3 separate regions of the Homo sapiens genome follow, and all the other regions are linked to region 1. Evidence: read pairs that join two places in POLR2A ChIA-PET (ENCODE). Cell type or tissue: B cell. All regions are shown on one strand. Links, peaks and the distances in the headings refer to the core of each region. The heading gives the core; the rest is flanking DNA. Region 1 overlaps RCN3 (reticulocalbin 3). Region 2 overlaps PTOV1-AS1 (PTOV1 antisense RNA 1). Region 3 overlaps SLC17A7 (solute carrier family 17 member 7).

Region 1 (9,358 bases), core at 1-5,000:
TCAGAAAAAAATAAAAGAATAAACAATGTTTTCAAACTTAAAAAAAAATTCCTGGCCGGGCGTGGTTGCTCACGCCTGTAATCCCACCACTTTGGGAGGCCAAGATGAGCAGATCACCTGAGGTTGGGAGTTCTAGACCAGCCTGGCCAACATGGTGAAATCCCATCTCCACTAAAAATACAAAAATTAGCCAGGCGTGGTGGCAGGCACCAGTAATCCCAGCTACTCAGGAGGCTGAGGCAGAAGAATCTCTTGAGCCCGGGAGGCGGAGGTTGCAGAGAGCCGATACCACGCCACCGCGCTCCAGCCTGAGCAACAGAAAAAAACTGTCTCAAAAAAAAAAAAAAAAAAAAAAAATTCCTTGTTAGCGTTCTCCTTGACTAAATTTTTTGCCCGCTAGGGGCAGGGACAGTGGCAGGGGCCCAGGGAGAACTCAGAACTCAGGGGGTATTGTGAGGATCCCCCAACATCCCATGTAACAGGAAACAGTGTTTGCTGTGCAGGCGCAGGTTCAAGACCAGCTTCCTGACCCCCATTCTCAACTAAACATAGCCCCTGAGCCTTGATTTTGTAGAAACTCCAGACCCCCAAGAAGGGATTTGTCTGTGTTATTGTCTGCTGTAGGCGCAACCACCCATATGCAGTAGGTGCTCAGTAAGTGTATCCTGGGCGTGACACACAGCAGGTGCTCAATAGATGCTTTTTGTGTCTGGTATAGAGTAGGTGCTCAATAAATGTTGGGTGGCTAAATGAACTCAAGCAGTGAGTGCCCCTGCCCCCATGTCTGAGGGCCACTGTTCTCTGATGATGGGTGATGTACCTCCGGCTACCCCCACCAACCCTGCCCATGCCTGAGAGAGGACAGGCATCCCAAGAAGAAATTGGGGCCCACTCACCGATGTACTCCTCCACCTGGACATAGCCATCTTTGTTTCTGTCCAGGTCCTCCAGGGTTTCCTGGAGGAGAAAGGGGCATTGAGGCTGGGGGCCGATGACCCTGGCTCCTGGGGGAGGCTGGACCCCTGGGGTAAGAGTGAGAGGTTCTCTTGGAAATTTAGCTCCGGGCAGCTGTGGGAGGCAGGCAGTAGAGCAGTCTCAACAGGTGGCATGTGGGAAATTTGCGGGCTTTCTGGGATGTTATCATCAAACAGGCACCACCTGCATTTACGGGGCCAGAGCCCAGAGGCCCTAATGTCCAGCAGTGCACAGGTTTGTTGCTCACAAGGGGAGCTGTCCTGGGTCCCTAATAACTTGCTCAAGCCCCAGCAAACACCCTCCAAGGGGAGAAGCTCCTTTATGTTTAGCAGAGCCTAGAACCTACCTCTGCTTTATGTGTGAACATGGTGCACTTTGGGGCTTCTTCTGACACACTGGACACCTCCGCTCCTTGTTTTTGTGCCCTTCTGGAGCAAAACGACTTTTGTTCCCCAATTTATATCCAAACTCATTCACTATAAGACTGTGGGCTGGGCACGGTGGCTCACACCTGTAATCCCAGCACTTTGGGAGGCCGAGGCGGGAGGATCGATTGAGCCCAGGATTTTGAGACTAGCCTGGGCAACATGGCGAGACCCTGTCTCTACACAAAATTTAAAAATTAGCCAGGCATGGCCGGGCGTGGTGGCTCACAACTGTAATCCCAGCACTTTGGAAGGCCGAGGTGGGTGGATCACGAGGTCAGGAGATCGAGACCATCCTGGCTAACACAGTGAAACCCCGTCTCTACTAAAAAAAAAAAAAAAAAAATTAGCCGGGCATGGCGGCATGCGCCTGTAGTCCCAGCCACTCGGGAGGCTGAGGCAGAAGAATGGAGTGAACCCGGGAGGCAGAGCTTGCAGTGAGCCGAGATCGCATCACTGCACTCCAGCATGGGCGACAGAGCGAGACTCCGTCTGAAAAAAAAAAAAAAAAAAACATTAGCCAGACATGGTGGCTTGTGCCTGGTGGCCTCAGCTTCTCAGAAGGCGGAGGTGGGAGGATTACTTGAGCCCAAGAGTTTGAGGTTGCAGTGAGCTGAGATTGAGCCACTGCCCTCCGGTCTGGGTAACAGAGTTAGGCCCTGTCTCAAAAACTAAAAAAAAAAAAGAGGAAGGAAAGAAAAAAAAAGCCTTCTTCTATAGAACAAAGCACATTTTGGGGCCAGGCACGGTGGCTCATGCCTGTAATCCCAGCACTTTGGGAGGCCAAGGTGGGCAGATCACCTGAGGTCCGGAGTTCAAGACCAGCCTGGCCAACATGGTGAAATCCCATCTCTACTAGAAAAAAAAATTAAAAATTGGCCGGGCACGGTGGCTCATGCCTATAATCCTAGCACTTTGGGAGGCTGAGGCGGGCGGATCACCTGAGGTCAAAAGTTTGAGACCAGCCTAACCAACATGAAGAAACCCTGTCTCTACTAAAAATTAGCCAGGTGTGGTGGTGCGCCCCTGTAATCCCAGCTACTCGGGACGCTGAGGCAGGAGAATTGCTTGAACCCGGGAGGCGGAGGTTGCAGTGAGCTGAGATCGCACCACTGCTTTCCAGCCTGGGCAACCGAGGGAGACTATGTCTCAAAAAAAAAAAAGAAAGAAAAGAAATTGTATAAGGTGGGGCACAGTGGCTGTCTGAGGGAAGGCTGGGGGCCTGGACCCCAAATGCGAGCACAGGGAGGGGAAGGCCAGACGAGGAGAGATCAGACCCCAGGGGACTGAGAGTGGAGGTGGGAAAGGTCACCGTCCTCTGACCTGTGTTTGCGGCCTGGCTTCCCCGGCAAGATGCTGGAGAACCAGGTGACTGCCTGCCCCCAGGTCGGTGCTGGGAAGCAGGACCTGAACCGGAAGCCTGGGTCCCCGGAAGGGTGTGGGGGACAGGGTTCCCCAGCCGCCACTCACAGCAATCACGATGTCCCGCATGTGAGGGAACTCCTCGGGGTGCAGGAAGGCTGTCAGCTCCTCTCGAGTGGCCATCGAGTCCCCATCCTGGTCGGCCACCCGGAAACGCCGCTCGTCCCGAGCCAGCATCTTTTTGTAGGTCTCTGCATCCTCCACGTCATGAAATTCTTCACCTGGGGAAGGACAGGTCTCAGTGAGATGAGCTTTAATGGAGGAAACGCCAAGCAGGTTAAAACAAAGACAAAGTAAATCCTACTGGGGTACAAAGATTTCTGTGGAGTTAATAAGTATATATCAGTAGGCTGGATGCAGTGGCTCACGCCTGTAATAGCAGCACTTTGGGAGGCTGAAGCTGGCAGATCACTTGAGGTCAGGAGTTTGAGACCAGCCTGGCCAACATGGCGAAACCCCATCTCTACCAAAAAAATACTTAGCCGGGCATGGTGGGGCACGCCTGTAATCCCAGCTACTCGGGAGTCTGAGGCACAAGAGTCGATTGAACCCAGGAAGCGGAGGTTGCCGTGAGCTGAGACTGCACCACTGCTTTCCAGCCTGGGCGACAGAGGGAGGCTATGTCTCAAAAAAAAAAAAAAAAAAATTTTAGAAGCCTGGCACAGTGGCTCACACCTGTAATCCCAGCACTTTGGGAGGCCGAGGTGGGTGGATCGCCTGAGGTCAGGAGTTCGAGACCAGCCTGGTCAACATGGTGAAACTCCTTCTCTACTAAAAATACAAAAATTTGCCTGGCATGGTGGTGGGCGCCTGTAGTCCTAGCTACTCGTGAGGCTGAGGCAGGAGAATTGCTTGAACCCAGGAGGATGAGGTTGTAGTAAGCCGAGACCTTGCCATTGCACTGCAGCCTGGCCAACAAGAGTGAAACTCCATTCCATCTCAAAAAAAAAAAAAAAAAAAAAAAAGTAGGCCGGGTGCGGTGGCTCAAACCTGTAATCACAGCACTTTGGGAGGCCGAGGTGGGCAGATCACCTGAGGTTGGGAGTTCGAGACCAGCCTGACCAACATGGAGAAACCCCATCTCTACTAAAAATACAAAATTAGCCAGGCGTGGTGGCGCATGCCTGTAATCCCAGCTACTTGGGAGGCTGAGGCAGGAAAATCGCTTGAACCCGGGAGGCGGAGGTTGCAGTGAGCCGAGACCACGCCACTGCACTCCAGCCTGGGCAACAAGAGCAAAACTCCCTCACAAAAAAAAAAAAGCATATATTGATACTTTATATATAATTTGTATATATATTTAAGTATATAATATGTTATATAACATATTATTAGTATGTGTGTGTATATCTATATCTATCTATCTATCTATCTATCTATATATATATATATTTTTTTTTTTTTGAGACAGAGTCTCACTCTGTCGCCAAGGCCAGAGTGCAGTGATGTGATCTCGGCTCACTGCAACTTCTGCCTCCTGGGTTCAAGTGATTCTCTTGCCTCACCCTCCAGAGTAGCTGTGATCACAGGTGCACACCATCACGCCCAGCTAAGTATTTTTTTGTGGTAAGACGGGGTTTTGCCACATTGGCCAGGCTGGTCTCTAACTTCTGATCTCACGTGATCCACCCACCTCGGCCTCCCAAAGTGCTGGGATTACAGGCGTGAGCCATGGCACCCAGGCTATGTAACATATTATATCCACCCAATAAATTAGCTAACTTGTGAGAGATTATATGCTAAGCTCTTTATGCACAATATTGCATTTAATCATCACAAAAAAGCACATACAGTGGGTTTTTCCATGTATTCTACTTTCTGAATGCAAAAATTGATTCTCAGAGAGAAGAAATAACTGATCCAAGCGTGTGGAGACAGGAATGGCCCACTATGAGTTGACAGTGGGCCTTTTGGCCCCAGACTAAGGCTGTGATGGGGTAGCTTACAGGGACTGAGATGGCTTGACTGAGAGGAGGGGACGGGCATTGTAACTGGAGGGAACAATATGGGCAGAAGGTAGAGGTTTGAAGAGTGTGGTGAGTTCAGGAAAACCACAGAAAATCCATTTGGTGCAGAAAATGCAGAAAAACAAAGCCACAGGAGGAAACGTCCCGGCTGGGGAGTGGGACCGTCTCCTGGGGGCCCAGGAGGGGGAGGGAGGGGCAGAGTCAGTGCTGGGCATGAAGAACCCCGCCCCCGGAGCCCTGTGGAGGACAGACTGGACGGGGAGGCTGGGGCCAGGGACAGAGAGGAGAGGAGGGAGAGAATGAGGGCTGTGTGTGTGGCAGGGTGTGGGGCACTGAGGCTGGGACTTGGGACAGAAAGGAGGGATCTGAGAGTCAGGGGCTGAGTAACTGGCTTTGGGGTTCTCAGGATGAGAGGTCACAGAAGTTAGGGGTCAGGATGACAAGGCATGGAAAGTAGGTGTCCTTGGCCAGGGATCTCAAGTACCCTAGTCATATTGTCACAGAGGTGGTGAGTCCCAGAATGAAAGCCCTGAAGGGAACCTGGGTAGCTTAGTTGGTAGAGCATTGGACTTTTAATTTGAGGGCCCAGGTTTCAAGTCCCTGTTTGGGTGCGTTCAGTGGCTTTTAGCACCTAATTGTGACTTCATGTTTGAAAAAAAGATCGTTTTTAGCATGCAGCTAAATACCAGAAAAATAAGCAGACGAAAAACAAAAAAGAGAAGCCAGAGGTGAGAAACTGAAGATCTCACAGTTATGGGCTCCTAAAAGTGGGTAGAGCCTGGTTAGGGGCCAGGGACTCCGGGTAAATGGGTTCAGGGTTCTCAGAATGAGGCGGTCCAGAAGGTCAGGGTCACGGTGTATGGGGAGCAGGGTCGGGGGCTCGCCGCGTACCGGGCGCGTAGTGGCCATAGGTGGCGTTGCGCAGCTCCTCCCAACCCACACGCCCGTCGCGGTCCGTGTCGTACGTGTCCCAGGCCGCGCTCACCGAGTCCCGTATGTGCCGCTGCTGCGTGTGCGCGATCCACGCGCGAAGCTCGGCCAGCGACACCCAGCCGTCGCCGTCCCCCGCGCGGTCCATGCGGTCCACGATCCGCCTAGAAGCCGGGGCGGGCACACGTCAGGCTCTGGTCCCGCCCCCAGGCCCCGCCCCTCGCACGGGCCACGCCCCCTGGGACACTTCGGATCCGGGGCTGAAAATACAGTCCACGGTCCGCGGGCTAACTGGGGAGGGGCGCGGGTCAATTTCGGGACCAAGCCCACCGGAGGACCCTACCCCTCAGCCTAGGGTCCACCCCCAGGTCGAGTCACGCCCTTCTCCAGAACGAGCGGGCCTGCTGGGAGCACTGCGGGGGAGGGACCTACTACGATGCAGGGCCACCCTCTCCGCGCCGGCCCCGCCCTCGGCCTGCACGTGCTGCACCTCTCGCTGGGCCGAGCTGGGGTGGTGAAGGGGAGCGCGGCGTCGCACTGTGACCCTTGCCAAGGGGGCCCTGTTGCAAGATTGACTCTGAACCCAGACAGCCACGGCCACACCCCCGATCCCCCGCTGTCTCAGGCCCCGACCCGCCCCATGCCCCTCCCCCTTACCAGGCTGCGCGTGTCAATTTCAGGCTCCTCTCCCTCCAGCCCTGCCCTGTGCTGAGCCCCGTGGCTTTCCCCTGCCTGCTCCCGGCTGAATCAGGCACTGCCTGAGGACCATCACCCGCAACCCCGGGGGCTCAGTCTCCCTCTGCCCCTCCCCATGCTCCTCCGGGCTCCTGTGCCCCTCCCTGTCGCATGTCAAGCCACTTTAGGTTCCATCTCTCCCCTTCTCTTGGGCCACGCCTATCAGCTCTCGGGCCCCTCTCCTCTCCCTTGGTGACGCCTTGCCAGGCCGGTCCTCTCCCAATCTCTAATTAACAGAGACTACCTGGAGCCCTCCTCCCTGTCACCGTCCCTAGGCCCCCGCGGCCCCCTCCCTAAAGTCGAAAATCCGAGACAGCAGAGCCCTCTCCAGGCCTGCCTGAGTCACCGCCCCACCTCCCGCACCAGGCGGTCTCTGCTCCAGTCTGTCTAGGGCCCCACTCTGTCCCCGGAATCACACCCTTCTCTGAGGTTCCTGGTGTTGTTAAGCGCTTGGGCTCCACAGCCAGACATTTTAGGTCCAAATCCAGCCACTTCCTCTTACTGGCTGTGTGACTGTGGGCAAGTGACTTAACCTCTCTGTGTCTCAGTTACCCCTCTGTAAAACGGAGGAAGAAAAAACGGTACCTACCCCAAAAGGGCGGTTGTGGGGAATAAATGAGTTAGGCCATGTAAAGCACTTAGGACAGGACAGGCGCGGTGGCTCACGCCTGTAATCCCAGCACTTTGGGAAGCCAAGACAGGCGAATCACTTGAGATCAGACGTTCCAGACCAGCCTGGTCCACATGGTGAAACCTTGTCTCTACTAAAAATACAAAAATTAGCAGGGCATGGTGGCACGCACCTGAAATCCCAGCTACTCTGGAGGCTGACGCGGGAGAATTGGTTGAATCTGGGAGGTGGAGGTTGCAGTGAGCCGAGATAGTACCACTGCACTCCAGCCTGGGCAACAGAGCGAGACTCCGTCTCAAATAATAATAACAATAATAGGCCGGGCACGGTGGCTCACGCCTGTAATCCCAGCACTTTGGGAGGCCGAAGTGGGCAGATCACCTGAGGTGAGGAGTTCCAGACCAGCCTGGCCAACATGGTGAAACCGTCTCTACTAAAAATACAAAAAGTAGCCGGGCACAGTGGTGGATGCCTGTAATATCCACTACTCGGGAGGCTGAGGCAGGAGAATTGCTTGAACCCAGGAGGCGTAGGTTGCAGTGAGCCGAGATCGTGCCACTGCACTCCAGCCTGGGCAACAGAGTAAGACCTTGTCTCAAAAACAAACAAACAAACAAAAAACACTTTGGAGGCCGAGGAGGGCGGATCACAAGGTCAGGAGATCGAGACCATCCTGGCTAACATGGTGAAACCCCGTCTCTACTAAAAATACAAAAAATTAGCCGGGCGTGGTGGCAGGTGCCTGTAGTCCCAGCTACTCGGGAGGCTGAGGCAGGAGAATGGCGTGAACCTGGGAGGCGCAGCTTGCAGTGAGCCGAGATCGCGCCGTTGCACTCCAGCCTGGATGACAGAGTGAGACTCTGTCTCAAAAAAAAAAAAAAAAAAAAAAAGGCCAGGCGCCATGGCTCACGCCTGTAATCCCAGTGCTTTGGGAGGCCGAGGTGGGTGGATCACGAGGTCAGCAGATCTAGACCATCCTGGCTAACACGGCGAAACCCCGTCTCTACTAAAAATACAAAAAAATTAGCTGGGCGTGGTGGTGGGCGCCTGTAGTCCCAGCTACTCGGGAGGCTGAGGCAGGAGAATGGCATGAACCCGGGAGGTGGAGCTTGCAGTGAGCCGAGATCACGCCACTGCACTCCAGACTGGGAGACAGAGCGAGACTGCGTCTCAAAATAATAATAATAATAACAATAATAAAGCACTTAGGACAATGCCTGGCATTGCCATTAGTGCTAAGCTAAATGTGCTAACCTGTCACTGCCCTTCTTCCTCCATTTCTCCTTCATGCATGCCCATCCAAGCACAATCTCCCAGCCAGCAGTCCTGGGGACCACTGCCACTGTCTCCACCCTGATCTGACCACCATCTTGTCTTGTCTTCCACCTGGACTATCGCAGTCGCTTCCTCACTGGGCTCCCTGCTTCTTGCTCCCTACAGTCTGTTCCCCACCTCGCAGCCAGCAGGATTCTCTCAAAACCTAAGTCAGCTCATGCCCTCCCTCAGTTCTACTCTCAATTGGAGAAAAGCCTAAATCTTCATCGTGGCCTAAAAGGCTTTGCATTGCATGATCTGACCCCCTTTGCATGGTCTCAGGCAATCCGCCCGCTTTGGACTCCCAAAGTGCTGGGATTGCAGGCGTGAGCCACTGCACCTGGCCCTCTCTCTTTTTGAGACAAAGTCTTGCTCTGTTGCTTAGGCTGGAGTGCAGCGGCATGATTTTGGCTCACTGCAGCCTTGACCTCCCAGGCCCAAGTGATCCTCCCTCCTCAGCCTCCCTAGTATCTGGGACTACAGGAGCACGCCACCATGCTGGGCTAATTTTTGTATTTGTTTTGTAGAGGCGGGGTATCACTATGTTGCCCAGGCTGGTCTTGAACTCCTGGGCTCAAGTGATCCCCCAGCCTTGGCCTCCCAAAGTGCTGGGATCACACACATGAACCACCATGCTGAACCCCTTTGCTCCTTCTCTGCCCTCACCTCCCACTCTCTCCCCTTTCTCACTGAGTTCCAGCCACACGGGCCTCAGAACTGTTGCTCTGACACTCCAAGCCCACTCCTGCCTCAGGGCCTTTGCACTTAACTGTTCTGTCTGCCTGGAATGCTATTCACTCCGATACCCACATGGCTCAAATACCACATACCACCTTCTCATGGAGGCCTTGTCCAAGTTCCCTGTTTAAAATTGCAGCTCCAGCCGGGTGCGGTGGCTCATGCCTATAATCCCAGCACTTCGGGAGGCCGAGGTGGGCAGATCACCTGAGGTCAGGAGG
Region 2 (10,261 bases), core at 3,205-8,204, 310 kb before region 1:
CCAGGCGTGGTGGCTCACACCTGTAATTCTGCACTTTGGGAAGCCGAGGTGGGCAGATCACTTCAGGTCAGGAGTTCAAGACCAGTCTGGCCAACATGGTGAAACACCGTCTCCACTAAAAATACAAAAGTTAACCGGGCATGGTGGTGTATGCCTGTAGTCCCAGCTACTCTGGAGGCTAAGGCAGGAGAATCGATTGAACCCAGGGGGTGGAGGTTGCAGTGAGCTGAGATCTCACCACTGCAACTCCAGCCTGAGCAACAAAGCAAGACTCCATCTCTTAAAAAAAAAAAAATGCTGCCAAGTTAGGTACAAGTAAAGCAACTGTAAATTATTTAATGAAAAAGCTTATAAAAACCTAGGAAGACTCAGCCCCCAGTTTGTTTCATAAATGTCTTTAGGTTCTCAAGCCACTTAAAAAAATGACTCATTGTGGTTTGTGGGTGGAGCTTATACAAGAATGTGATGTTCTACTGGGCGCAGTGGCTCATGCCCGTAATCCCAACACATTGGGAGGCTGAGGTGGGAAGATTGCTTGAGCCCAGGAGCTCGAGACCAGCCTGGGCAACACAGTGAGACTCCCACCTCTACAAAAACAACAATAATTTTCTAGGCATGGTGGCATGCACCTGTGGTCCCAGCTACTCAGGAGGCTGAGGTGGGAGGATCTCTTGAGTCCAGGAGATTGAGGCTGTAGTGAGCCGTGTTCACACCACTGCACTTCAGTCCAAGTGACAAAGTGAGACCCTGTCTCAAAAACAAGAATGTAATGTCGTGTGCTAACTAGGAGACCAATACTGAAAGAAAGGGTCTTGGTCCTACGTACAAGAGATGTCTGTTTAAATGTTCTTGGTTAAAATAAGATGTTTAAAGTGTTAAGATGGCCGTTAGTGCTATTTGCCATATATTTCTAGCTCCACACTTGGCCAGCATTTGACCCCATTTAGCTTGAGTGCGGCCATGTGATTAATTTTGGCCAGTAAGGTGTGAGGCCATGTGATTACATCTGGCCAATGAGATATGAGCAGAAGTGACACATGTGAATTCAGCAAGAGCACATAATTGCTAATGGAAGACCAGACCCCTCTGCCTTTACTATGTCCATTGGCAACCTTCATGATCTGTCCGCACGGGCTCCAAGCTGACACTCAATACAGCACGAGTGACAAAATCCACCTTGGCTGTTTCAAGCCACTGCAATCTGGGGGTAATCTGGCCTTTCCTGATATACACAATTTTTTTTTCCCAAATAATCCCAGTTTAACCAACATTTGTTAAACCAATCAACTACCAAGTCTGAGTTTCCTAGAAGAACAAACTGGCAGTACATATAGGTTGGATGACATAGGCTAGGACACAATGACAACATGGACAAAGTGTTTTATACTGGCCGGGCACGGTGGCTCATGCCTGTAATCCTAGCACTTTGGGAGGCTGAGGCAGGTGGATCACCTGTTGTCAGGAGACCAGCCTGGCCAACCTGGTGAAACCCCATCTCTACTAAAAATACAAAAATTAGCCAGACGTGGTGGCAGGCGCCTGCAATCCCAGCTACTCAGGAATACAAATACAGTCTCCTGATTGATCCTCCAATTCAAGCAGGAGAATTGCTTAAACCCGGGGAGGCGGAGGTTGCAGTGAGCTGCACTCCAATCTGGGCGACAGAGCGACATTCTGTCTCAAAAAATGCTAATAGGCTGGGTGCGGTGGCTCACACCTGTAATCCCAGCACTTTGGGAGGCTGAGGCGGGCAAATCATGAGGTCAGGAGTTCAAGACCAGCCTGGCCAACATGGTGAAACCATGTCTGTACTAAAAATACAAAAAATTAGCTGGGCATGGTAGTGGGTGCCTGTAATCCCAGCTACTTGGGAAGCTGAGGCAGGAGAATCACTTGAACCCAGGAGGCGGAGGTTGCATTGAGCTGAGATTGTGCCACTGCACTCCAGCCCAGGTAACAGTGTGAGACTCCGTCTCAAAACAAACAAATAAAAAAGATAATAAAATGCTTTATGCTAAGAAATGGGAGTAAGATCATCTCTGGCTTGGATTTTTCTTTTCTTTCTTTGCAATTACAAAATAGTTTATGGCTGATTTTTTTTTTAAAGGTCTGCCTGATACATGCTTTGCAAACTCTAGGTATTTCAACTTTGTCATCATCGTGTGTGTCCAGACGCAGAGGCTCACACCTGTAGTTTCAACACTTTGGGAGGCTGAGGTTGGAGCATTGCTTGAGCCCAGGAGTTTGAGACCAGCCTGGGCAACATAGCAAGACCCCATCTCTACAACTATAAAACTAGCCAGGCGTGGTGTTACATGTCTCTAGTCCCAGCTACTCTGGAGGCTGAGGTAGGAGAATTACTTGAGGCCAGGAGTTCGAGACCAGCCTGAGCAACAGAGTAAAACTCTGTCTCTACAAAAAATACAAAAATTAGCTGGGCATGGTGGTGCGTGTCTGTAGTCCCAGCTACTCGACAAGTGGAGGTGGGAAGACTGCTTGACCCCTCTAGGCAGAGGCTGCAGTGAACCAAGGTCATGCCACTGCACTCCAGGGTTGACAGAGTGAGACCCCTGGCAATAATAGTAGTTAATATTTCTCAAGAACTTCATGTCTGAACTCACTGAATTCTCACACAGCAGGCCATGAGTTCAACAATCTTTTAATCCCCACTCCACAGATGGGGAAACCAAGGATCTGGAAGCAAAAGCCTGACGTCACAGGCTGCGGAGACACGGGACAGGGACAGGGCCCAGGTTCTTAATCTCAGTAGGTGTTGGCCTCCACTTTGTGGAATAAACAAGGGGCCAAGCCCCTCGGGCTTGGGACCGTCTTACCCTCGTCACTGCCGCGCTTCTCAGCCTCTCTGCCACCATCTGCCCTCCAGCACAGACCATGCTGAGTGTTCCCAGATTGTAAAAGACATACATCTGCCCTATCCCCAAACCCAGCGTCCTGGGTTTGAGATTACAGGCAGGAGCCACTGTGCCCAGCCCCCTGGGCTATTTTTAAAAATAAATAAAATGAAGGCTTTTTGTCCAAACTTCAAGATATGTTGTTAGATTGAAAAACAAACAAAAAAATGATAGAATAAAGGAGATTGCCACTGGATAGAAAAGCCAGAAAATCAATCAGTTTCTCTATTTGCTTGTACCTGCTTATACGTCTCTCTGAAAAGACACTTAAGCAATTGGTAACTGATCTCTAGAGGGAGCTGAGAGAGACTGCATTGGTTGGTTTCTGGAGCCCCTCCAAGTGTGAACCATAGGAAGGTTTCTCGTATATGCGAAACATGAATACAACATTTTTTGGGTCATGTAAATAAAGTTGGCATACTTAGTTTTGAAATTCTGCTGCTGGGAATGCATCCCATAGGAATGCCTGCACAAGTGGGTTAAAAAAATACACATTCATCCTCTCCAGCATGTCTGATAATAGTGAAAAACTGGCCGGGCGTGGTGGCTCACGCCTGTAATCCCAGCACTTTGGGAGCCCGAGGTGGGTGGATCACTTGAGGTCAGGAGTTCGAGACCAACCTGGGCAACATGGCAAAATCCCATCTCTACTAAAAATACAAATATTAGCTGGGTGTGGTGGTATGTGCCTGTAATCCCAGCTACTCGGGAGGCGGAGGCTGCAGTGAGCTGAGATCACACCAGTGCACTCCAGCCTGGGCAATAGAGCGAGACTCCATCTCAAAAAAAAAAAGAAGAAATAAAAGAAAAACTGGACAGGCCCTCAACTGGCAGGGTGCAGTGTGGTGGGCACCCTGAAAGACAGCCCCCATGACCCTCACCTCCTGTCTGCACTGTCCTCTCAGCTTGAGTGTGGGCAGAACCTAGCAACTTGTTGTAATGTACAGAATATAGCAAGAGTGACAAGATATCACTTCCAAGATTGGGTTACAAAAGACTGCAGCTTCCACCTTGGGCGTCCTCTCTCATTTCTGTTTTTCTTTTTTTTTGAGACAGTTTCACTCTTGCAGCCCAGACTGGTGTGCAATGGTGTGTTCTTGGCTCACTGCAACCTCCACCTCCTGGGTTCAAGCGATTCTCCTGCCTCAGCATTCCGAGTAGCTGGGATTTCCCAGATGCCTGCCACCACGCCCAGCTAATATTTTGTATTTTTAGTAGAGACAGGGTTTCACCATGTTGGCCAGGCTGGTCTCAAACTCCTGACCTCAGGTGATCCACCCGCCTTGACCTCCCAAAAGTGCTGGGATTACAGGCATGAGCCACCGCACCCAGCCCTTCTCATATTTCTAGAGAAGCTGGATGCCACATTGCAACTGCAAGGTGCCCTGTGAAGAGGCCTGCAACGGCGAGAAAACAAGGGAGACCTCCAGCCAACAGCTAGGAACTGAGGCTCTCGGCCCCATCACCTGTGAGGAACTGAATCCTGCCAACAGGCATGTGAGTGGGCTGGAAGTGGGCCCTCCTCACGGAGCCTTCCGATGACTGCACAGCCCCAGCCACCAGCTCGACCGCAACCCCGAGAGCCTGGGAGCCAGCAGCTCAGCCAAGCCTGGATTCTTGACCCCCAGCAACGGTGAGGCAATAAATGCTTCTTGTTTTAAGCCACTCGGTGGTGGGGTTTGTTACACAACAGATAACTTATAGGCAGGATGGCTCGTGGAACTGAAATGCGTCCATTTAGTGCACTACCTGAGGCCACCATGAGAAGTGGGGACATAGAGGAACAGGTAATTAACAGTGCAGGCAGGCCAGGTCGGTGGCTCACACCTGTAATCCCAGCATTTTGGGAGGCTGAGGTGGGCAGATCACCTGAGGTCAGGAGTTTGAAACCAGCCTGGCCAACATGGTGAAACCCCATCTCTACTAAAAATACAAAAATCAGCTGGGCATGGTGGTGGGCGCCTGTAATCCCAGCTACTCGGAAGGGTGACGCAGGAGAATCGCTTGAACCTGGGAAGTGGAGGTTGCAGTGAGTCGAGACTGCGCCACTGCATTCCAGCCTGGGCAACAGAGTGAGACTCCGTCTCAAAAAAAAAAAAAAAAAAAAAACCCGAAAAATTAGCCAGGCATGGTGGCTCCTGCCTGTAATCCCAGCTACTTGGGAGGCTGAGAATAGCTTGAACCTGGGAGGCAGAGGTTGCAGCGAGCTGAGATCACGCCACTGCACTCCAGCCTGGGCAACGGAGTGAGACTCTGTCTATAAATAAATAAATAAATAATGGCCATTACTTTGGTTGGAAGAAAAAAAAAAGCAAGCTAAAGAACAAAGAAATTGACTCACTTATACAAAAAAATTAAACTATAAATATATCCACAACCGCATGCATGTAAACCCAAATGCAGAACTGGTACATCAGCCTCTAGGGAGGTAAGTGGTTTGCTCAGGGTGTGTGTTTGGGCAGGAGAGGCGAGAGTGAGGTGTGATAGGGTAGTTCCACTTTTTGTTGTTGTTTTTGAGACAGAGTCTTGGTCTGTCTCCCAGGCTGGAGTCAGTGGCACAATCTCTGCTCACTGCAGCCTCTGCCTCCTGGGTTCTAGTGATTCTCGTGCCTCAGCCTTCTGGGTAGCTGGGATCACAGGCACATGCCACCATGCTGGCTAATTTTTGTATTTTTAGTAGAGATGGGGTTTCACCCTGTTGGCCAGGCTGGTCTCGAACTCCTGACCTCAGGTGATCTGCCCGCCTTGGCCTTCCAAAGTGCTGGGATTACAGGCGTGAGCCACCATGCCTGGTGGTACTTCCACTTTTTATTCCACACATTTCAGCGCCCTTTCATTTTGGGAAACTGTTGTAGTGTGTGTAACTCAATATATTTTAAAAGTTAATTTTTTTTAAATGCCAAGATGGTAAGAAAATACATGTTAGTGTTTTGTGTACCTTGAAACAAATATATTCTTAACACCCCTTTTGAGAAGGTGTCCTTTTTCTCATAATCCTTTGGAGGTGGGTGGGCATTTTCTTTCACCCCGAACAGGTTTCCAACTATTAATATGTTGGTGTTTTAGCATTTTTGCCTCAACAATCACTTTTTTCCAATTACGTCCTACCACCTGCTCCTTTGCAAGAATTTTCATGAATCCCCAGTCTTGCCTCCAGTCATGATGCATGATTCAAAAGCAAACTGGTCAAAAAGAAAATGTTTCCAACAAGTCACTCACTCAATTATAACCTTTCTGGACACAAGTGATTTTTGTAAGTTAGGATGCTTTTTTTTTTTGAGACAGAGTCTTGCTCTGTCACCCAGACTAGAGTGCGGTGGCACGATCTTGGCTCACTGCAACTTCCACCTCCGGGGTTCAAGCGATTCTTATGCCTCAGCCTCCCAAGTAACTGGGATTACAGGTGTGCGTAACCACAACTAAGTTTTGTATTTTTACTAGAGACAGGCTTTCACCGTGTTGGCCAGGCTAATCTCAAACTCCCAGCCTCAAGTGATCTGCCCGCCTCGGCCTCGCAAAGTGCTGGGATTACAGGCGTGAGCCACCACGCCCAGTCAGGATGCATTTTTTAAATAGAGATGGGGTCTCACCTTATTGGCCAGGCTGGTCCTGAAACCCTGGCCTCAAAGCGATTCTCCTACCTCGGCTTCCCAAAGTGCTGGGATCACAGGCGTGAGGTCCAGCTTGGCATGCATTTCTAGAAGCAGTTTTGCCCACCTTTTACCTTCTTAGAGTGCATTTCAGCCAAAAGATGACAACAGTGGCTACCAGCAGCTCTCCTGTGTCCAGGACTGAGCTGGGCCAGATCTTGTATTCCTTATGAGAATCCTCTGGGGTAGTCACTATTTGACATATGGAGAAAGTGAGGCTCAGAGACATGCAGGGACCTGCCCGAGGTCACAGAGCTAATCAGCGCAGAATCTTGGGATTAAACCCTGCTGTTCTAGGGTTTTCACTATTTCTTGCCTTAGGAGAACCTTGTATTCAGGGAAAAACTTTCCCAAAAGATTTGCTCTGTTGGTGTTGGCTGGTTCTAAGGGGCATGTGAAGTTCTTAGGCCTTATCGTCACCTGACCTATGAAATGGGGAGGTGAGTCCCATGTGCCTAGATCTGGCCTCATTCCTTGGGCCTCCTTTTTGGTTTTTTTTTTGTGGGTTTTTTTTTTTTTGAGATGGAGGTTTGCTCTTATTGCCCAGGATGGAGTGTAATGGCGCAATCTCGGCTCACTGCAACCTTTGCCTCCCGAGTTCAAGTGATTCTCCTGCCTCAGCCTCCCAAGTAGCTGGGATTACAGGCATGTGCCACCATGGCCAGCTAATTTTGTATTTTTAGTAAAGACAGAGTTTCACCATATTGGTCAGGCTAGTCTCCAACTCCCAACCTCAGGTGATCCGCCCGCCTCAGCCTCCCAAAGTGCTGGGATTACAGGCGTGAGCCACCGCGCCCAGCCTGGGCCTCCTTTTTATTCCACACATTTCAGTGGCCTTTCATTTTAGGAAACTGTTCTAGTGTGTGTAACTTAATACATTTTAAAAGTTAATTTTTTTTTAAATGCCAAGATGGTGAGAAAATATGTTAGTGTTTTGCGTACCTTGAAACAAATACATTCTTAACACCCCTTTTGAGGTGTCCTTTTTCTCCTAATTCCTCTTTGGAGCTGGTGGGTGGGCATTTTCTTTCACCCCTAACAGGTCTGCTACTATTAATAAGCAAGCCCCGGTTCACTCCTGTAAACCGTGTGATTAGGCCACGACAGTCCCTCTGGTTCCTCTAATTTGAGTGTTAAGGTCAAGAGGGCGCCACTGGCATGAGATGGCCAAACTGGCGACTGGAAACCTTTCCTTTTAACCAATTTGTTTCTGATCCAAACCTGCGTTTCCCTTGCCGGGGGACATGGCCACCCTGGTGGAAACACTGAAGGCTGCTTCCTGCTCCTCTCAGCGGCTTCTGACAGAGTCGATTGCTCCCTCCTCAAACACTCAGCTTCCAGAACGCCACACTTGCCTGGTTCTCCTGTCTTCTGGCTCCCTGCCCAACCCTTACGCGTGGCTCTTTCTCAGGGTTCTGTCCTTGTTCTCGAGTCTTCTCCTTCTTCCAGTCGCAAAATGGCGGCCTGGCGGCCTCATTAGACCCACAGGCAGATTTTGTTTGGTCCTCACAGTGTTTTTGTTTTCAATTTGAATGCCATTAGGCGGGGCAAGCACTCTCCAAGTTCGCCACAGTCCCCATCATTCCCTGTTGTCTTACACCCGTCCGCTTCACACATTTTCATCACCTGCCTGGTCCCTGAAGCCATCTGAGTTTTCAAAAACCCCTGCTACACAGGCTGCCTGGGAAATCACCCACTTGCACTTCTTCGCTGTCACCAGTGCCTCCTGCTCCACACTCACATTCCTGAGGATCGCCTAGAGAGCTTGCTCACACGACTCCCAGACCCCCGCCCTCCCCCCACTGGATCCAACAGTTCCAGGGCAGGGATCGGAAACTCACATGCCTACAGGGGCCAGGCGGGTCACATAAATGAGTGAACTAGCCAGGTATAAGAAAAGTCGACGGCCAGAAATATCATCAAATCGGATCTTTACTCAACTATGGTGAATGCATGGAACATAATACAAACATGGATGTTACTGGAGTTTATATTTTTAAATTCAAAATTGAAAAAATACAAATTGAAAAATAGAAATATTTAATTATTAAAATTTTCTCTTTCATAATTCTTTTTGCGCCTTTGAGTTGAAGCCAAAAGGCTGGCGTCTTCCCTTCCACACCGAGATGTCAGTGTCAGGCCTCGGGTGGCACGGTGGGGACGGGCAGTTTAGAATTCAGCCTTGAATCCTTCAACTGGGAACGATGTTTAATTTGATTCAGGTTCGTAACGGAAAACAGCTGTTCACAAGCGTGGGTACTCCCAAACACAGATATTCAGGACAACTACTGGAGATAGTTGTAGAATCTCACCATCTTCACACAGACTTGTATTTAGGAACCAGCGCCGTATTGCACTGTAGTTCAATTACTATTTATGGTCTGCATTCACACAAGAAACATCTGCCAACAAAGGCAAACTGGACAATGTCTGTTCCTTCTCATGAGTCTGGATTCCGAGAGCCTTTGGGGGAATTTGGTCTTCAACCCCAGGACGTAGGTGAATACAGTCCGGGCCACCTCTTTCATTTCTGAAAGCCGACTGCAGCACAGGAAAGAGTAAAGGTTTTTTTTCCTTGCCGGTGGATTCCCCAGGACCAAGCATACACCATCATACATTCAAGTAGCTGTTTGTGGACATCCTTGCGGAGAAATATTCAGTGTTCAGAACGGTCATAACCTTGACCAGAAGTCTTTGACTAACCTTCTCAGGGGAACCCACTGTGGCTTTTGCCTGATTTAAAATGAACCAAGTTGGTTAACTTGAACAGTTCAGATTTCTTCCACAACCAAGTCACAGAGCTTCTGTGAAATCTCTCAGGTCAAGTCACCATCAACTCACTCGTGACTGAAGTCCAGGAGCGGAAGTGTCGAGAGCATCGCGGTGTGTTCTGTTCAGTTGCTCAGAACAAGTCAACTCCTGATGATGGATGCAACGACCCAACTTCCGTGTCCTTGCCAAATGCTGTCGCCTTGGATCAAGGTGTCCTGCCAAGTCCCCCTGTCATGACGCTGTCTGTAGTTGTGCTTCGGAACTCTGGCCAGTCTATGTGAAACTTTTCTCTCAATATACAAAAAAAATTAGTCCTTTCCCAGTGTTGGGCCTGCCTTGGCACCATGCCACAGACTTCTTCGGTCACATCAAGATTCTTAACACCACAAATAAATAAAGCTAACTGGGTGGTAATAGTTTATGAGCAGCGAAAGAAAAGGCCACAATCAATTTGACTCTTTCAAGCAACTGGACTTGTAAATCCCCCGAGTTATCTCCAACTCACTGTGCAACGCAAATGCCCGTTAGACTTAAATAACGGTCTCAACAGTCATGTGTTTCTGTGCAGGACACGTCACTCTGCTCCTTTATAAACTTGCCATCTGCTGTAGCTCTGAATGCCCAGGTCATTCTTCTCACGTGATTCCGGAACGGCGTACCACTGCCGCGCCACTTCTGTTAATTCGCTTTTCAAAACAAACCCTATTGACATTTGAGTCCCTTTTTCAGTTCGTTGAGGATGGCATCTCGAGTCTGTTCTGTGTACTGGTCGTAGCTCTTACTATGCTTTGATTCATAGTGGCGTTTCAGGTTGTATTCTTTCAACACAGACACGATTTGTTTGCATATTAAACACATAGGCATGCTCTTCACTTCCACAAAGAAATAGGCTCGCTCCCATTTTTCTCGAAACACACGGCCCTCTCC
Region 3 (10,261 bases), core at 3,251-8,250, 110 kb after region 1:
CCTCTCTCTGGGCCTCTGTACAACTCCCCCCATCTCTGTCACCCTCTTTTTGGGTCTTTCTCCACCTGTCTGAAGGCACCTCTCTCTCTCTGCAGCCTCTCTCTGGGTTTGAGGCAGCCCTCCAAATACCCTCTTCGTCATCACAGACTTGATTCTGGATCCAGAACGGGCGGGGGCGAGAGTCACGCTGGGGAATGAGCCAATCCCCCTACCAGGGCCATCTGTCCCCTGCCAGGACACCACCCGCCACTCCCCCTCCCTACCCCCTAGGCTGGCAGCCTGGACTCAAGGTTCCCTAGGGATGCCTGGGACGGGCTGCTGGATTCCCAGGGTCCTGGACATCTCCCCACCCCCTAGCAAACGTGGCTGAGAAGCATCTGTTCTTTTGACACCTTTGCTGAAGCATCTCCTTAGCACCTTTTGCTTCCTCGAATAGACTCTTATCCGGGAGAGGCGGCTGGAGAGTCTTTGGGCCTCGGAGTGGGGGCACAGGCTCTTGAATCCCAAAGGGTTGTCTGGGGTCTAAGTCTCCTGAGTTGAAGGATTTGACAGAGCTGGGAGAGGGGGACTGAAGACCGTCAATGTGAAGAAGGAGGGGGCTGGGGGCCTGAATTCCCGGTCTGAGGGAGATGGAGGATTTCTGGATCAGGGGGGCGAAGGGAGCCAGGGACCTGGACTCTTGGTGAAGGAGGAGGTGCGGGCTTAGAATTCTGGATGTTGAAAAGCAGGTTTTGCCCTGGATCCTGGTCTTGGGGGTGAGGGGGCTGGGGGCCTGGACTTCCGAGTCTCTGGCTCTTGCTGTCCCGCAGCCTTCTGGAGAAGCGGCAGGAAGGCGCGGAGACGCTGGAGCTGAGTGCGGATGGGCGCCCGGTGACCACGCAGACCCGGGACCCGCCGGTGGTGGACTGCACCTGCTTCGGCCTCCCTCGCCGCTACATTATCGCCATCATGAGTGGTCTGGGCTTCTGCATCAGCTTTGGCATCCGCTGCAACCTGGGCGTGGCCATCGTCTCCATGGTCAATAACAGCACGACCCACCGCGGGGGCCACGTGGTGGTGCAGGTAGCTCAAGGCCTGAGCCCTTGCAGAGCCCCGCCCCGCTCACCGAGCTCCGCCTACGCCCCCATGACGTCACACTCACCCACCAGACGTCCAGGCCACGCCCCTTCCGAAACGCTGTCGGAATAGCTCCGCCCAATCCGTGCGCCCCTTAGTTCTGACCTCGCCTTAGGGGCCGCCTCCGTTTCCTAAGCCCCGTCCTGATCTAAATGAAGTCCCGCCCTTATTTCCAGGGGCTTGATTGAAAAATGTAGAGTCCGCCCCAACATCAGGTTCCCTAGGGGTTGCCCCTGCCCCATTTTGGACCTACTAGCAATTTTGCTCACGCCTGTACCCCAAGCTCATGTCCCCGGGTCACATCTATTTAATCTCAGTCCCATCTCAGGTTCCTCCCTGAATGTGATCCTTTTTTGAAACCCTGCCACTGCCTACGTCCCACTGCATGTGTTGTGTCCCTTATCTAAAGACCCACAGGGTCTCCCAGGCTACGGTGCAGTGGGGCCATTGCTCTGTCGCCCAAGCTGGAGTGCAGTGGCACCATCACTGCAGCCTCGAACTCCTGGGCTCAAGTGACTCTCCTGCCTCAGCCTTCTGAGCAGCTGGGACTACAGGCGTGCGCCGGCATACCCAGCTAACATTTTTATTTTTATCTTTGTAGAGACAAGGTCTCACTATGTTGCCCAGGCTGGTCTCGGACTCCTGGGCTCAAGCGATCCTCCTGCCTTGGCCTCCCAGTCCTGGGAGTACAGGCGTGAGCCACCGTGCCCTGTCCTTTCTCCTATTTTAATTTCAGCATAGGCCTTGCCCCTGCATCAGAAAAGAGTCCTGATTTGTGCCTTTGTCCTACCTGAAGTTCCTCCCCTTGCTCCCTTCCAATCTGGTCCGCCCCCTTGGCTGCTTCGTGTCCCCGCCTGGACCCTGTGCAGGTCACTCCGCAAACGCTCATAAGCTGGATATAAGTGGAGAGAGTCATCATCATACATGGGCCCCTAGGCTTTCATGGAGGCAAGGAAGCAGGCAAAGCAAGGCGTCTAGGTGGTGATGGACTCTGTTGTTAAGGCAGCATAGGCCCTAGCAACGTGGAAGAGCGGAGTTTGTAGACTTTAATTGACAGAAAGATAGTGTGAGCTTTGATTGGCAGGCTTTTGGAGGTGGGAGGGGTTCCTCGTTGCTGATAGGTCGAGACGCTAAGTCTGTGGGTGCTGATTGGTGGAGCGGCAGAGCCTGGACAGGGCGGCTGATTTAATGTACATTTTGGCCCGCAGAAAGCCCAGTTCAGCTGGGATCCAGAGACTGTCGGCCTCATACACGGCTCCTTTTTCTGGGGCTACATTGTCACTCAGATTCCAGGAGGATTTATCTGTCAAAAATTTGCAGCCAACAGGTACAGTGGTGGGGTCTCAAAGTGGGCGGTAACTACAGTTGTGTGGGTGGAGTTAGAGGGCGTGGTCTTGAATTTGCGGGCTGGCTCTGGTAAATGGGAGAAGCCTGGATTTGGGGGTGGGTCTTAGAGAAAGGTGGGGCTTGCGATTGAGGAAGGTGTAAGTCAGAGAGGTGGTGGGACCTGGGGTCCCGGGGACCACTGGGCCTAGCTTGCTGTGGGCGGGAAAGGCAGAATCCCGGGCATGGCTGGATAGCTTGGATTCTTTTCTCTGACCCTTCCCATCAGAGTTTTCGGCTTTGCTATTGTGGCAACATCCACTCTAAACATGCTGATCCCCTCAGCTGCCCGCGTCCACTATGGCTGTGTCATCTTCGTGAGGATCCTGCAGGGGTTGGTAGAGGTAAATCCCCGCCTGATATGACCCTGCCCTCGCTCGGACCCTGCCTCTTCTCAGTGACCTTGGTTTTCTCCTCTTTAGGGGGTCACATACCCCGCCTGCCATGGGATCTGGAGCAAATGGGCCCCACCCTTAGAACGGAGTCGCCTGGCGACGACAGCCTTTTGTGGTGAGAGGAAGAGGGATCCTCACTCCTGAATCTGAGGGAGGAGGGGTTGGGGCCTGGACTGTTGGGTCTGAGCGGGGAGGGGCTGGGGGGGCTGAACTCCTGTGTCTGAGGGAGGAGGAGGAGACTCTGGACCTGGACTCCCAGGTCTGAGGGAAGAGGGGCTGGGGCTGGACTCCTGGGTCTGAGAGAGGAGGGGCTGGGGGCCTGGACTCTTGGGTCTGAGGGAGGAGGGACTGGAGGCCCGCACTCCTGGGTCTGAGAGGAGGAGCTGGGGGCCTGCACTCCTGTGTCTGAGAGAGGAGGGGTTGGGCCTGGACTCCTGGGTCTGAGGGAGGAGGAGCTGGGGGCCTGGACTCCTGGGTCTGGGGGAGGAGGAGCTGGGGGCCTGGATTCCTGGGTCCGAGCGAGGAGGGGCTAGGCCTGGATTCCTGGGTCTAAGGGAGGAGGGGCTGTGGCCTGTAATTCAGTGTCTGGAAAGGGGGAAGCGGTGGGGGTCCGCACTCCTTGATCTGAGGGAAGATGGGCCTGTTCTCTCCCCCGCATCCTCCCCCTTAGGTTCCTATGCTGGGGCGGTGGTCGCGATGCCCCTCGCCGGGGTCCTTGTGCAGTACTCAGGATGGAGCTCTGTTTTCTACGTCTACGGTGAGGGACCCGGATGCCTGGTTCCGGGTGGCGCTGGGGCGGAGCGGGGCCGGTCCTCACCTCGCTCCCATCCCCCTCCTGACCCCCCCAGGCAGCTTCGGGATCTTCTGGTACCTGTTCTGGCTGCTCGTCTCCTACGAGTCCCCCGCGCTGCACCCCAGCATCTCGGAGGAGGAGCGCAAGTACATCGAGGACGCCATCGGAGAGAGCGCGAAACTCATGAACCCCCTCACGGTCCGGGACCAAATCTTCGGGGAAGGGGCGGGGAGAGATAGCAAGCCACGAACCTGCACAGCGTGTAGATCAGGGACGGTTCCTGCAGACTCTAGAGGAGACGGGACTGGAACGCAAAGAGAGGGGCTAGAACCTAGGAGGCGGGTTGCAACCCGCGGAGGACGAGATTCTCAGGTGCTGGGGGCAGGGTTAGGTCGGGAGTTGAGCAGGATTAGAACCACTGACAGGGCATAGTTAAAGCCAGCAGAGAAGGGATTAGAATGTGGGGGTTTTGCTTAGACCTTGAGTTGAGGCTGTATTTTGGGAGCATTTTTGATAAAAAGAGACTCCTAGGGCAGGCTCAGTGGCTTCCGCCTGCAATCCCAACACTTTGGGGGTGGAGGCTGCAGGATCGCTTGAGCCCAGGAGTTCCAGACCAGCTTGGGCAACATGGCGAAACCCCCGTCTCTACTCAAAATACAAAATACAAAAAGTAAAAATAAAAAGAAAAAAAGAAAAAGACAGGTCCCTGAGGGGCCCGGACACCTGCGGACCTGAGAGGCTACCATAGGGCCAGGACCCCTTCATCACTCAAGTGTCACCTTGAGGCTAGGATCCCTGGGTCCCCACGGCAACATGGTGTAGCCCGCGCCTTTGGGTCCATAGAAGTTTCAGTGCGGTCGGGATCCTTTGGTTTCTGCAGAACTACACTGTGGTCCCTGAAGGGACGCGGAGAAGCCCTCAGCCCCGCTCCCCGTCTTAGCGGCCCTCCCCTCGCCCCCACAGAAGTTTAGCACTCCCTGGCGGCGCTTCTTCACGTCTATGCCAGTCTATGCCATCATCGTGGCCAACTTCTGCCGCAGCTGGACGTTCTACCTGCTGCTCATCTCCCAGCCCGCCTACTTCGAAGAAGTGTTCGGCTTCGAGATCAGCAAGGTAGAGCCCAGGAGGAGAGGGCAGGGGGGCGCGGAGGGGTCGGCGGGAGGGAACTGGCGGCGATCCCGAGGCAGGGAGGAGCCGGTGGTGCACGGACCGGGCAGAGACGCCGAGCCGGCGGCCCCGAACCCTAGTGTCCCTGTACACCTGTTCCCGCAGGTAGGCCTGGTGTCCGCGCTGCCCCACCTGGTCATGACCATCATCGTGCCCATCGGCGGCCAGATCGCGGACTTCCTGCGGAGCCGCCGCATCATGTCCACCACCAACGTGCGCAAGTTGATGAACTGCGGAGGTGAGTGGGGCGGGGCCTGGGCCGGCTCTAGGACAGCCTGGGTGGAGCAGAGCCGGATTGAGAGGTGATGGGGAGTGGTTACAGGCGGAAACCATCCAGCCTGCCCCAGGAGTCCCTTTCTATGCAAAGGGCCGTGGCCAACAGGGTGGAGCCGGGGCAGGGCAGGCCTGGATGAAAGGGACTGTCACGCGGCCGTCCAAGGGGCCACCGCGCGGAAGGGCAGGGTGGGCGAGACTTCCCGGGTGGAGCAGAGAGAAGACCGAGTTGGGCCTGGAGGGACAAGACCTGCACAAAGTTGGGTGTGGTAGGACATGAACTAGGTGATGAAGAGGCGCTAAGAGCAAGGCACCTGGAGAGACAGGGTCCTAGGGGGCCTGCTGTCTAACAAGTGAGATTTGCTAGGCGTGGTGGCGCGCGCCTGTGGTCCCATCTACTTGGGAGGCTGAGAAGGGAGGATCGCTGGAGCCCAGAACTGCGAGGCCGCAGTGAGCTATGATCGCGCCGCAGCACTCCAGCCTGGGCGACAGAGCGAGACTTTGTTTCTAGAAAAATTAAAATTACAATTAAAAATTAAAAAACAGGCAGGGCATGGTGGCTAACCCCTGTTATCCCAGCACTTTCGGAGGCGAAGGCCGGTGGATCACTTGAGCTCAGGAGTTTGAGACCAGCCTGGGCAACGTCGTGAGACTTTGTCTCTTAAAAAAAATAAAAAATCAAAAATTAAAAAAAAAAAAAACCAAAAACTCATGAGTGGGGATTGAGGGGAAGGTGTGAGCGTGCACAGCAGGGATCCTGCGTGTTCGGGGAGTGGCCTAGTCAAGGGGTGGAGCTACGGGAGGGGCGATGGAGCTGGTGGGCGTGGTCAGGGCTGGGTCTTGGAGAAGTAGGGGCCTGGTTAGGGTGGGTGCGGGTGGCGTGGAGGGCGCGAAGAGGCCTGGGCGTGGAGGTGGCCAGACTGGGGTGGATAGACGCGGTTTGGGGCTGGAGCAGGTCTGGAAGGGCGGTGTGGGGCAGCCTGCGCCTTGCTCCGGCCGACACTCAGGAGACGCGGGCCCCCCCCGCCCCCGTAGGCTTCGGCATGGAAGCCACGCTGCTGTTGGTGGTCGGCTACTCGCACTCCAAGGGCGTGGCCATCTCCTTCCTGGTCCTAGCCGTGGGCTTCAGCGGCTTCGCCATCTCTGGTGAGAACCGCGGATCCGCAGCTTGGGGGACTCTGGTCAGCTCTGTAGGGAACTTCCTGGCTCAGGAACGGGGCCTCTCAGCCTCACAAAAGGTGGAACATGAGTGGCGGGGAGGGGAGAGGGTTGAGAACGTCCCAGTGGGAATCACTCGAGTGAGATTCCGGTGTGACGCCTTCCGACTTGTCTCTCCGCCAGGGTTCAACGTGAACCACCTGGACATAGCCCCGCGCTACGCCAGCATCCTCATGGGCATCTCCAACGGCGTGGGCACACTGTCGGGCATGGTGTGCCCCATCATCGTGGGGGCCATGACTAAGCACAAGGTGGGTGCCGCAGTCCTGACTCAGTCTGCCTCCAAGTGTGTGCTTCGTACCTAACTGACCACGTGGTGGCACTGTCTCTGGGGTGCCATCCCTGCCTTTTCAGCCTCCCTGGGTCTCTGCCTCCCTTCCTCTAGGCCTCCCCCTCTCTCCGCCTCTGTTTCTCTGTCCTCCCATTTGACCTCAGCCCTATTGTCCCCTGCAGACTCGGGAGGAGTGGCAGTACGTGTTCCTAATTGCCTCCCTGGTGCACTATGGAGGTGTCATCTTCTACGGGGTCTTTGCTTCTGGAGAGAAGCAGCCGTGGGCAGAGCCTGAGGAGATGAGCGAGGAGAAGTGTGGCTTCGTTGGCCATGACCAGCTGGCTGGCAGTGACGACAGCGAAATGGAGGATGAGGCTGAGCCCCCGGGGGCACCCCCTGCACCCCCGCCCTCCTATGGGGCCACACACAGCACATTTCAGCCCCCCAGGCCCCCACCCCCTGTCCGGGACTACTGACCATGTGCCTCCCACTGAATGGCAGTTTCCAGGACCTCCATTCCACTCATCTCTGGCCTGAGTGACAGTGTCAAGGAACCCTGCTCCTCTCTGTCCTGCCTCAGGCCTAAGAAGCACTCTCCCTTGTTCCCAGTGCTGTCAAATCCTCTTTCCTTCCCAATTGCCTCTCAGGGGTAGTGAAGCTGCAGACTGACAGTTTCAAGGATACCCAAATTCCCCTAAAGGTTCCCTCTCCACCCGTTCTGCCTCAGTGGTTTCAAATCTCTCCTTTCAGGGCTTTATTTGAATGGACAGTTCGACCTCTTACTCTCTCTTGTGGTTTTGAGGCACCCACACCCCCCGCTTTCCTTTATCTCCAGGGACTCTCAGGCTAACCTTTGAGATCACTCAGCTCCCATCTCCTTTCAGAAAAATTCAAGGTCCTCCTCTAGAAGTTTCAAATCTCTCCCAACTCTGTTCTGCATCTTCCAGATTGGTTTAACCAATTACTCGTCCCCGCCATTCCAGGGATTGATTCTCACCAGCGTTTCTGATGGAAAATGGCGGTTTCAAGTCCCCGATTCCGTGCCCACTTCACATCTCCCCTACCAGCAGATTCTGCGAAAGCACCAAATTTCTCAAGACCCTCTTCTCCCTAGCTTAGCATAATGTCTGGGGAAACAACCAAAATCGCAATTTTAACAATATGCCTCTCTACCCCCGTGCACTTTTTCTGACATGGTTTTCAGGTCTAAATAGTGGCTGCTCCAGTCCATGAACTCAAAGGTTTGAAGCTACCACCATTGAACTCCCCCATGGTGGTTTCATGATGCCCCCTCCCCAATTCCTCGCACTTTATTCTCCTGGGTGGTTTCGAACTACCCTGTTTCTCAGTGGCCATTTGTTGTGTCCCTCAGGGGCTTAATGACTCAAAATCTGGGATCCTTCCCCTCTCAGACACCCCTCTTTCAGCTTAGAATTTGGGGAACCTATAGAGAAGTCACAGAATCCCATGAAAGGGAATGGGGCAGGAGCCAGGGGTGTTTTTTCCCAGTGCAGGGTTGTGTCTTTGTGTCTCTGTCTCTGTGACTGTAAATCCTGCCCTGCCCCACTCCCAATAAAAGCTTTGGTGTATAGGCTCAGTTGTTCTTGGCTGTGGAGGTCACAGGCATCCTGGTCCCCAGCCCCGTCCTCCCTCAGACCGAGGAGTTCAGGCCCCTAGCTCCTCCTTCCTCAGTTCCAGGGATCCAGGCCCCAGCCCCTCCTCCCTCAGACCCAGGGTTTCAGGCCCCCAGCCCCTCCTCTCCCGGACCCAGGAGTCCAGGCCCCAGCCCCTCCTCTCCCGGACCCAGGAGTCCAGGCCCCAGCCCCTCCTCCCTCAGACCCAGGAGTCCAGACCCCCGTCCCTCCTCCCTCAGACCAGGAGTCCAGGCCCCAGCCCCTCCTCCCTCAGACCCAGGGGTCCAGACCCCAGCCTCTCCTCCCCAAGTTTCAGCGGTCTCAGACTCCAGCCCCTCCCACCCCAGGGCTCAGGCCAGAGGAGGGGTCTAGCCATGGGAACATGATATTTATTCGGTCTCAGACCTTGTTCTCTGATCACAGCGCAAGCATCTCTGTATATTAGACCCTTTATCCGGGGCACTACTCTAGCTAAGCATACCAGAAGCGCAGGGTTTTCCTTCACTGTGGGGATGTGCAGGTCCGGCAGAACTCGGTGGGGCTCACACGAAGTTGTTGGGGAGCGTGGCGGGGGACAGGGCCTCCAGACGCTGCGGGCGACCCCCGCGGGGCGGCGGGGGCAGCTTTGGTGGCAGAGGAGGTGTGGGCGGGGGCTGCTTGGTGGCGATGTGGGAAGGGACCCAGGTATCCGGAGCATAAAAGTAGAGGTCGTAGGGGTCTTTCGGGGCGTCCAAATGCAGAACTGTGGGTGCAAAGGGGCGTGGTCATCTCTGGGCTGACCCTCCAGGCCCCCTTCCAGATCATCTCCAGGGCCGCTTTTGTGCGGCCGACCGATCAGGAGGCCGGAGAGAGGATTCCGATTCTGCATTTGAACTGAGTTTTCAATAAAAAGGGTGGGGGCCGCTGCAGAAACCAGGAGGCGTGGCGTCCGATCAGCAGCGGCGGGGCCTGCAGTGGAGGGCGGGAAGTACAGGGCTCCGGGCCGCGTACCTGGAGGGGCAGGGGCGGGGCTGGCGGGGACGGCCGGCTCTGGGCCTGAAGCCGTTTCCAACCGCATTGGGAGCGGCACTGGACTCTTGGGTGAAATTGCAGACATTTAGGGGGCTGGACGTTGCCATGGAAGAGCCAGGGCTTTCATTGACCTTGGGTGGGGGACCTGTGCTTTTTTGGCTGGCGCCCTGTAGTGCCGGGAGAGACCAGGTTATGGAAAAGTGCAGGCATTCAAGGGGCAGGGCGCTCACCCGGTTCATCTCCGTCGTCCGGAAGCCGGTGATGTGCGAAGGGCCGCTGTCTAGCTGCCCGGCGGTAAAGACACCACAGCAGCACAAAGATGCCGATCAGCAGCGCGGTCCCCGCGAAGAACAGGCAGAGGGCCCCGCCTGCTGCGCCACGTGGTCGCCCCACCAGAGTCACGCCTGAAGGGGGATACCAGCAATCTAAGCTCCTAACCCCCTCCTCTCTCAGACCCAGGGGTCCAAGCTCCTAGCCCCTCCTCCCTCAGATCCAGGAATTCCTGTTCCCAAACCCTTCTCCCTCAGACCCAGGAGTCCAGACCCCAGCCGGTCCTCCCTCGCACCCAGGAGTCCAGGCCCCCAGCCCCTCCTCCCTCGGACCCAGGAGTCCAGGCCCCCAGCCCCTCCTCCCTCGCACCCAGGAGTCCAGGCCCCCAGCCCCTCCTCCCTCGGACCCAGGAGTCCAGGCCCCCAGCCCCTCCCTCAGACTCAGGAGTCCGGCTCCTGCCCCTCACCGGTCTCCTTCACTCGCTCCACCACGATGATGGTGTTGACTCCCTCACCTCGGCTGTGCCTCTGGGGTGCCCGCAGAGTGGCAGGGGCCAACTGACTGGGGCGCCCTGGAAGAGCAGGGGGACCTGCAATCCGGGCTGAGGGAGGAGGGACGTTGGACTCCTTAGGGCCAGAGTTCTGGGGGGCCTTCAGCTCAACCATTCCTGGAGAATCTGAAGTGGGCAATTTTGGGGAGTCGGGCTGGATGGCTGCAGGTGTTCCTGGTT

The links. Peaks named below come from ENCODE experiments on the same cell type or tissue, not always from the same donor. Only the 100,000 strongest peaks of a DNase experiment are listed, where the experiment ranks them.
Region 2: POLR2A ChIA-PET joins it to region 1 with 7 read pairs; 4 of 35 experiments call an interaction of 5 or more read pairs at or near these places.
Region 3: POLR2A ChIA-PET joins it to region 1 with 5 read pairs; 4 of 35 experiments call an interaction of 5 or more read pairs at or near these places.

What each region holds. Positions count from the first base shown.
Region 1 is chr19:49,530,718-49,540,075 of GRCh38, reverse strand. It overlaps RCN3 (reticulocalbin 3), which reads right to left. Exons shown (of 7, transcript NM_020650.3): 3 at 5,681-5,883; 4 at 2,871-3,043; 5 at 897-957. Among named protein-coding and RNA genes, the nearest start is that of RCN3, 7.4 kb to the right of the region's middle. RefSeq lists a silencer at 5,847-6,136. In B cell, for the core only: no CTCF peak of the experiment used is centred there; a DNase peak (open chromatin) is centred at 2,005; H3K4me3 peaks cover 845 bases; H3K27ac peaks cover 1,433 bases.
Region 2 is chr19:49,838,600-49,848,860 of GRCh38, reverse strand. It overlaps PTOV1-AS1 (PTOV1 antisense RNA 1), which reads left to right. Exons shown (of 4, transcript NR_040037.1): 2 at 2,108-2,138; 3 at 3,969-4,545; 4 at 8,785-10,216. It also overlaps a transcript of MED25 not described here. Among named protein-coding and RNA genes, the nearest start is that of PTOV1, 7.4 kb to the left of the region's middle. In B cell, for the core only: no CTCF peak of the experiment used is centred there; DNase peaks (open chromatin) are centred at 4,526 and 5,360; H3K4me3 peaks cover 1,922 bases; H3K27ac peaks cover 3,217 bases.
Region 3 is chr19:49,427,350-49,437,610 of GRCh38, reverse strand. SLC17A7 (solute carrier family 17 member 7) reads left to right here. Exons shown (of 12, transcript NM_020309.4): 2 at 810-1,062; 3 at 2,325-2,443; 4 at 2,729-2,843; 5 at 2,922-3,009; 6 at 3,565-3,651; 7 at 3,743-3,885; 8 at 4,651-4,800; 9 at 4,960-5,092; 10 at 6,163-6,273; 11 at 6,469-6,596; 12 at 6,799-8,210. The coding sequence ends at 7,092. It overlaps GFY (golgi associated olfactory signaling regulator), which reads right to left. Exons shown (of 4, transcript NM_001195256.2): 2 at 9,998-10,261; 3 at 9,492-9,665; 4 at 8,624-8,992. The coding sequence ends at 8,793. Among named protein-coding and RNA genes, the nearest start is that of GFY, 7.1 kb to the right of the region's middle. RefSeq lists enhancers at 4,435-5,006, 5,007-5,579 and a silencer at 6,105-6,399. In B cell, for the core only: a CTCF peak has its summit at 6,621 (motif pointing right); DNase peaks (open chromatin) are centred at 4,750, 4,980, 5,970, 6,670 and 1 weaker place; H3K27me3 peaks cover 5,000 bases.